Linked DNA regions of Homo sapiens: all the other regions are linked to region 2. A link is a loop called in an ENCODE intact Hi-C map of the cell type or tissue named here. Cell type or tissue: OCI-LY7. All regions are shown on one strand.

Region 1 (2,500 bases), 58 kb before region 2:
TCGGCTTTAGCCACCATCAGGGCGTGTGTCCTGCTATTTCCCCACTCGTTTTTGCCCTGTAAAGGAAAGACCATGTAGCAGCTGGCACTCCTTCCCCACTCCAGGCCCGGTGTCCTGGGCTGTGGCACCTGAAGATTCTGTCCCTGAGCCAGTCTGGACACAGCCAGGCGGCAGCACTGGCATTTTGGGATGTCAGTGCATCATCATGGGCACTGTGTGTCCACGTGGGATGCCAGGACCTGGTGCTGGGATGTACAGGGAGTGAGTACTGCGGCTGCATTTCTCTCCTGTTGGAGGGAGGTTCTCACCTCCAGCTTCTGATGATGTCAGTGGAGCGAGAATGCCAACCCAGAGGGCCGTGACACTCCAGCCCTTTTTTTTTTTTTTTTTTTTTTGAGACAGGTTCTCGTTCTGTCACCCAGGCTGGAGTGCAGTGGTGCAATCTCAGCTCACTGCAGCTTCGACCTACCAGGCCCAAGAGATCTCTCACACTCCGAGTAGCTGGGACTACAGGCGCCAGCCACCACACCCAGCTAATATTTTTGTATATTTTTGTAGAGACGGGGTTTCACCATGTTGCCCAGGCTGGTCTCCAACTCCCGACCTCAAGCGATCCACCTGCCTCAGCCTCCCAAAGTGCTGGGGTTACAGGTGTGAGCCACTGCACCTGGCCTTGATCTTCTAGCGAAAACTAGAGAGAGAGAGAGAGAGAGAGAGAGAGAGAGAGAAACGTTAAGAGGGAAAGAAAAGGCAGGAACCCCTAAGCCCACTCCCTCAGGAGAGGAAGGGAAGAGAGGATGGGGATCCAGCCAGACCCTTTTGTCAGGAAAACACTTGCTGGGTTCCTTACCTGGAGGGGTCTCTAGTGAGTCGGTTGATGGCAGGAGGCTCCCTGGCAGCCAGACAGGGAGAAGAATGCCAGCCTCTGCAGGCACCTTCGGCCACGTGGAGGAGCAGACCTAAGTGTGGCCAGGGAGGTTTCAAAGCCTCGAAAATGCTGCAGACAAAGGATGCATGTCCTGTGCCAGACCCTGTTCTCTAAGCCAGGAGCAGGTACTGATGGGGGGTCCCGGGCCAGGTGGACACACAGAGAAGAGGACTGAGGAGTGCAAAACCCCTCCCTTGCTCCCAGGGAGGCATTTTGCCCAAGCCAGGGAATGCAGAGGGCAATGAGCCCACAACTGCCACAATTTCTGGGACAAAGCTATGAGGCAAGGTATGCTCACATCAAGATTTGAACTCAGATTGCTGCTGTTGCCTGTCCTCCGTGCCTTGACACAAACAGGGACGTTATTGGGGCCTGGAGAAGAATTATGGGCCACAGGCTGCCCAGTCAGGAAAGAAAAGGGAGTCTATAGCAGAGGATGGTTTCGATCCATCGACCTCTGGGTTATGGGCCCAGCACGCTTCCGCTGCGCCACTCTGCTGGCTATAAGGGGGGAGCCTGAGTCAGATCATGACCACAGGAGTCATCTCCCTGCAGGCGGCGACCCCTACTGGCCAAGAGGGGCCAACAGAGGACTGGCTGGGCAAGGCACATGCTCAATTATAAGCCTACTCCTCCTCTCTCAACTTCTTGTAGATAAAACTCTCTGAATTCATGTCCTTTTCTGCTGTTAAAACATTGGCTGGAGGCCGGGCACAGTGGCTCACGCCTGTAATCACAGCACTTCGGGAGGCCAAGGCAGGCAGATCACATGAGGTCGGGAGTTCGAGACCAGCCTGACCAACATGGAGAAACCCTGTCTCTACTAAAAATACAAAATTAGCCGGGCGTGGTGGCGCATGCCTGTAATCCCAGCTACTCGGGAGGCTGAGGCAGAATTGCTTGAACCCAGGAAGTGGAGGTTGCGGTGAGCCGAGATCGCACCACTGCACTCCAGCCTGGGCAACAAGAGTGAAACTCTGTCTCAAAAAAAAAAAAAAAAAGTTGGCTGGGCATGGTGGCTTACGCTGTAATCCCAGCACTCTGGGAGGCTGAGGCTCAGGAGTTTGAGACCAGCCTGGGCAACACAGGGAGACCCCCCCCCCCCGGCCTCTACAAAAAATAAAAATAAAAAAAAAAATAGCCAGGGGTTGGCAGCCAACGCCTGTAGTCCCAGCTACTCAGGAGGCTGAGGTGGGAGGATCGCTTGAGCCCAGGAAGCAGAGAGCAAAGATCATGCCACTGCGCTCCAGCCTGGGTGACAGAGCCAGACCCCAGTCTCAAAAAACAAAACAAAAAAAAGACTGAAACTCCTGGGATCCAACTGAAAGTATGAGCCGGGACACTCAAAGGAGATAGCTGCAGCTAGTCTAATGAACTGTCTGTGAGGAGCATCTCGACACAAGCCACGGTCAGCACCGAGGCCTGAGCCCTCAGGGCAGGGTGCATCCTTCCCAGGAGCCTGGACCCTGTGAGAGCTGGAGCTAATGGGATGGGCCACCAAACAGGAGGCATGGCTCCCCTGAGAGGAGCCATCGACCCTAGGCCAGGCAGAGAAAGAGCTGGGGAATACCC
Region 2 (2,500 bases):
AGAAGATTTGTGCTGAAAGGCCGGAAGTGGTGGCTCACGCCTGTCATCCCAGCACTTTGGGAGGCCGAGGCGGGCGGATCACAAGCTCAGGAGACTGAGACCATCCTGGCTAACACGGTGAAACCCCGTCTCTACTAAAAATCCAAAAAATTAGCCGGGCGTGGTGGCGGGCACCTGTAGTCCTAGCTACTCGGGAGGCTGAGGCAGGAGAATGGCGTGAACCTGGGAGGCGGAGTTTGCAGTGAGCTTAGATTGCACCTCTGCACTCCAGCCTGGGCGATAGAGCGAGACTCCATCTCAAAAAAAAAAATTAAAAAAAAAATAAAAATAAACATGATGGCATGTCATGAGTTTTGAAGGATAAGAAGTTAAAGCTGGCCAGGCACGGTGGCTCATGCCTGCAATCCCAGCACTTTGGGAGGTCAAGGCGGGTGGATCACCTGAGGTCAGGAGTTTGAGACCAGCCTGGCCATCATGGTGAAACCCTGTCTGTACTAAAAAAAATTACAAAAAATTAGCCAGGTGTGGGGACATGTGCTTGTAGTCTTAGCTACTTGGGAAACTGAGGCAGGAGACTCACTTGAACTTGAGAGATGGAGGTTGCAATGAGCTGAGATCACGCCACTGCATTCCAGCCTGGGCAACAGAGCGAGTCTATCTAAAAAATAAAAATAAAAAACATAAAAATTTGAGGCTGAGGTGATAGTTGCTGCTTGAGGTTTATTGCTGATGACAAAGTGTGGGCTATTTAGGGTTTCTAATGTATTTCTCATTGTCTTAAACGGTCTTCAGCTCTGTCAAGCTGTTTATTTGTAATTTATGTGCTTTAAGATGACACTTGCCACTCAGACCTCCTCCAAGGAGGGGCAGGGGAGCCCATTCCTGGGCCTGGCACGGTGCTCCACCTCCTGCACACCCCTTTCTGGGGCAGGTCCTTGGACTGTGGGGAAGCACCTGCTGCACTCTGGGTGGTGGCAGCCTTGGGCCCTGGGCTCCCCCTTGTGGAGTCCTCAGGGTGTGAGGCACCATAAAATTATTCAAAAAATGAAGTGGCTTCCAAACACTCTCCATGTCCGCACTCCCCTCGCGGTGGACCAAGGCACACGCTCCCAGCCTGGCCACAGGCCTAGACTAGTGTTGAGGTTTGCATTGGACATGTTGAAGGCTTACAAATGTTTTTCTTTTTCTTTTGAAATTACTTCAGAATTAAAGCAAAATTGCAAAAATAGTACAGAGAACTTCCGTTTTCCCAGATTCCCACTCCGTTAGTGTTTCACCAAACCCGCATGTTCAGTCTCTCTCCCTCTCCTTAAACATTCGAGGGGCAGTTGCAAAGGTGACGCTTTCCCTGCAGGCATCCTCTTCTGTGCCTGCCCTGGTGAGAACTGCTATGGCAACTGTGTCCTAATGGCCGACCTTCTCCAGGCTTCACCCACCGTCGCTCCTGCCCTTCACTGATAGGCCCTGTGTCACACTGAACCCTCCTGTCGCTTTAATCCTCTTCTATGTGTGGCCATCCTCAGCCTTTGTCTTCTGTGACATTGATATTTTTGAAGAGCACAGCATTAGTGATTTCGTCGAACGTCCCTCAGTTAGGATTTGTTGGATGTTTCCTCTTGATTAGATCTAGGTTAGTTACCTTTGGCAGGAACTCTAGAGGTGAAGTTGTGTCCTCTCAGGGCACCATGGCCGTGTTACCCTGGTGTCGTTTTGTGCCGTGGACAATGATGCTGGCTGTGAGCACTTGGCTGAGGTGGTTGAAGAGCAGCATCCCAAACAGGGCTCTGGAGTGCAGAGTGACCTCTGCAGCCACTCTGCTCAAGCGTCTCCGCGTGCTCTGCAAGGCTCCAAACCGGAGAGGTGCTCTGTAGGTCACCCCGTTACGTAAAATCACAGACTGGAAAGAGTTTGTTAGATTTTCTTTCTTTTTTATTTTTGGAGACAGTCTTGCTCTGTTGCCGAGGCTGCAGTGCAGTGACATGATCTCGGCTCATTGCAACCTCTGCCTCCTGAGTTCAAGCGATTCTCCTGCCTCAGCCTCCGGAGTAGCTGGGATTACAGTCACGCGCCACCACACCTGGCTGATTTTTGTATTTTTAGTAGAGATGGGGTTTCACTATGTTGGCCAGGCTGATCTCGAACTCCTGAGCTCAGGTGATCTGCCTGCCAAGGCCTCCCAAAGTGCTGGGATTACAGGCGTGAGCCACCGTGCCCAGCCAGACTTGTTTTTTAAACAGGCAGAAAGGAGCTCACCCATGGAGCATTTTTTCTGAGTCGCCTGAGTTATCTGTGTCACGGCAGAAAAGGACGTCAGGAGTCTGGGGGAAGCAGGGCCATCCTGGAGGCCACAGCCCAGGCAGGTGCCAAGGCCAAAGGCAGCTCTTCTGTGCTTGCCTCTCAGAGTGGGACTGCCTGGGACCAGACCTGCTGCTCCTGAGCTGTGTTGGCCCTGGCCTTGTCTCCTCTGCATGTCAAGGACACATGACCTGCTTGAATGGCA
Region 3 (2,500 bases), 72 kb before region 2:
GTGTTCTCCCTTCCCACAACCCTCTGCGGCCCCCAGGTCCTCCCAGAACTCCCTGATGTCTCCAAGGCCACCCTCAAAGGGACCCTAATCCCATGGTTTATTCTCCAGCCGCTGGCATGCCCCACACTGCTCTTCTCAATCAGACTTTACACCTCCCTCCGGGGAAGCAGCCATGTCCAGGCACTGTGGTAACTGGAGTAGAGGGTAACATCAGGATCTTTCAGACATTTGAAGTCAGCCTAAAAAGGCACGCACATTTGGCAGCCTTGTTATTTTAGCAATAGGCAGTGTTTTCCTTCTATCTAGTTTCTTTCTACCCATAAAGTCATAATTTGGCAAATTATAAACATGATGTCAGAGTATACACGTTCAGTTTAGGCAGGACCGAAAAATGAGCTATGGGACTTTCTGTCCCTTGCCCTGCCCCCACCTGAAGAGAGCCATGTGTTTCTAGGTCTTCCACGTGCTGCCCTCTCCCCTGGATGGAGCCCAGAGCTATGTGTCCTCCTGTAGGTGCCATGAGGGGCAGCCGCAGAGACCCGGCCTCCAGCAGCCTCTCACCTGACCACCTGGCACAGCTGCAACCAGGGGCGGGTTTCCTCTTTTGCTCCGCCCCTGCCCTGAGTGGGTCCTTTCCACCCAGACCTCACCACAGGGTCACTTGGCAACTGCTGGCTCCTGGCTTTGCCACCAGTTCAGGCCCAGCCACAGGCACCTGCTCTGTGTGGACCCAGGAGAGGGGTAGCTTGGGTGGGCATCGCTTGGGAAGATTCAGGAAAGTCTGTGGGTGAAGTAGCCAGCGCGCGCACACACACACACACACACACACTCACTCAGGCCTCCTGCAATGGCTCCATGCTGGACCAGCAACAGCTCCACGCCGGCTGGACTTCCTCTTACTTGTTTTGTCCCCATGTGCACAGGTTCAGGAGGAAATGGGCTCAGCCTTCCCGGTTCTTCCAGGAGGCTCCACTGGCTGGGGGGCTTTGCAGATGTTTGGGAGGACCACACCCAGTCCTGAGGGAGGCAGCAGACAGACATGGATGGAGTGCTGGTGCTCGGTAGAGTTGAAGAGGGGATGGGAGCCAGATGTGGCTACAGCACTTTCATCTGTGGGGCCCGGCCTCAGACCCACAACAGTCCCAGCCCCAAGAAAGTGCTGCATGCAGCCAGGCTCGATGGCTCACGCCTGTAATTCTAGTACTTTGGAGGCCGAGGCGGGCAGATTGCCTGAGCTCAGGAGTTTGAGACCAGCCTGGGCAACACGGTGAAACCCCATCTCTACTAAAGTACAAAAAATTAGCCAGGCGTGGCGGCATGCGCCTGTAGTCCCAGCTACTCGGGAGGCTGAGGCAGGAGAATCGCTTGAACCCGGGAGGCAGAGTTTGCAGTGAGCTGAGATCACGCCACTGCACTCCAACCTGGTGACAGAGCAAGACTCCATTTCAAAAAAAAAAAAAAAAAAAGAGTGCAGCATGCAGTGTCTGGAGGGCAGCAGCAGGGGGCATTCGGTCTCCCATCCCTCTTGTTCTGGGCACCAAGCGTAAGCTGCCGTCACCTCTTCACCAGCCCTAAATATGGGTGCCCCTCTCCCACAGAACCTGTCTCCAGAGAAGATTTTCCACGTCATTGTGGCCCCTTGTTATGACAAGAAGCTGGAGGCTCTTCAGGAAAGCCTTCCCCCTGCTTTGCATGGCTCCCGGGGCGCTGACTGCGTGTTAACATCAGGTGAGAGGTGGGCGGGGGTGCACCTGGGCGCTGGGGTAATCTCCTACTGGCCAGTACACACCAGAGCCAGGCAGATCTGTGTCCCAGAGCCATCTCAGTGCCTGCCAATGTGGTCGCTTGTCTGAAGTTACTGACAGCTGAGGGTCCTAGGGGCTTAACTGCAGGTGAAGAGAAGGGTCATGTTCGATCTAGCCTCCTGTCTCCTCTGTGCATCTTCCTCAAGATAAATCAGGTCTCAGCTGGGCACAGTGGCTCACGCCTGTAATCTAAGCACTGGGAGGCCAAGGCAGGTGGATCACCTGAGGTCAGGAGTTCGAGACCAGCCTGACCAACATGGAGAAACCCCGTCTCTACTAAAACTACAAAAAACTAGCCGGGCATGGTGGCACATGCCTGTAATCCCAGCTGCTCGGGAGGCTGAGGCAGGAGAATCGCTTGAACCCGGGAGGCAGAGGTTGCAGTAAGCCGAGATCGCGCCATTACCCTCCAGCCTGGGCAACAAGAGTAAAACTTTGTCTCAAAAAAAAAAAAAAAAGATAAATCAGGTCCTGGGAGAACCACTTGGGCAGTGTGGTGGCCCTAACTTTACATTACAGTCCATGTAAGGTACTTATCTCTTGGTGGGAAAGTTGTCTATAGCCATAGCGGGTCTCCTAATCACAAACCAAGTCTGCACTTAAAACACAAGTGAAGTTTTTTTCATTCAGAATAAAATGAAAAAGGCACGTTTGCTCCAGTGATATTGCCTTTACCACGGTATTGGCCACTCCTT

What was found. Peaks named below come from ENCODE experiments on the same cell type or tissue, not always from the same donor. Only the 100,000 strongest peaks of a DNase experiment are listed, where the experiment ranks them.
Region 1: a loop joins it to region 2, with 4 times the contacts of the local background. A loop is called at or near these places in 68 of 110 quality-filtered maps.
Region 3: it touches region 2 in a loop (5-fold over the local background); 67 of 110 quality-filtered maps call a loop at or near these places.

What each region holds. Positions count from the first base shown.
Region 1 is chr17:82,493,366-82,495,865 of GRCh38, forward strand. It overlaps TRX-CAT1-8 (tRNA-iMet (anticodon CAT) 1-8), which reads right to left and starts at 1,427; the gene lies at 1,356-1,427. RefSeq lists silencers at 1,198-1,535, 1,311-1,570. In OCI-LY7, a CTCF peak has its summit at 1,535 (motif pointing left); DNase peaks (open chromatin) are centred at 476, 946 and 1,426; H3K4me3 peaks cover 978 bases; H3K27ac peaks cover 1,905 bases.
Region 2 is chr17:82,551,018-82,553,517 of GRCh38, forward strand. The region is part of intron 1 of FOXK2 (forkhead box K2); the gene reads left to right. Among named protein-coding and RNA genes, the nearest start is that of FOXK2, 33 kb to the left of the region's middle. RefSeq lists silencers at 856-1,150, 2,328-2,499 and an enhancer at 1,237-1,861. In OCI-LY7, a CTCF peak has its summit at 1,008 (motif pointing left); DNase peaks (open chromatin) are centred at 984 and 2,384; H3K4me3 peaks cover 608 bases; H3K27ac peaks cover 1,378 bases.
Region 3 is chr17:82,479,484-82,481,983 of GRCh38, forward strand. NARF (nuclear prelamin A recognition factor) reads left to right here. Exons shown (of 11, transcript NM_012336.4): 7 at 1,599-1,728. Among named protein-coding and RNA genes, the nearest start is that of TRX-CAT1-8, 14 kb to the right of the region's middle. In OCI-LY7, a CTCF peak has its summit at 1,501 (motif pointing right); a DNase peak (open chromatin) is centred at 1,518.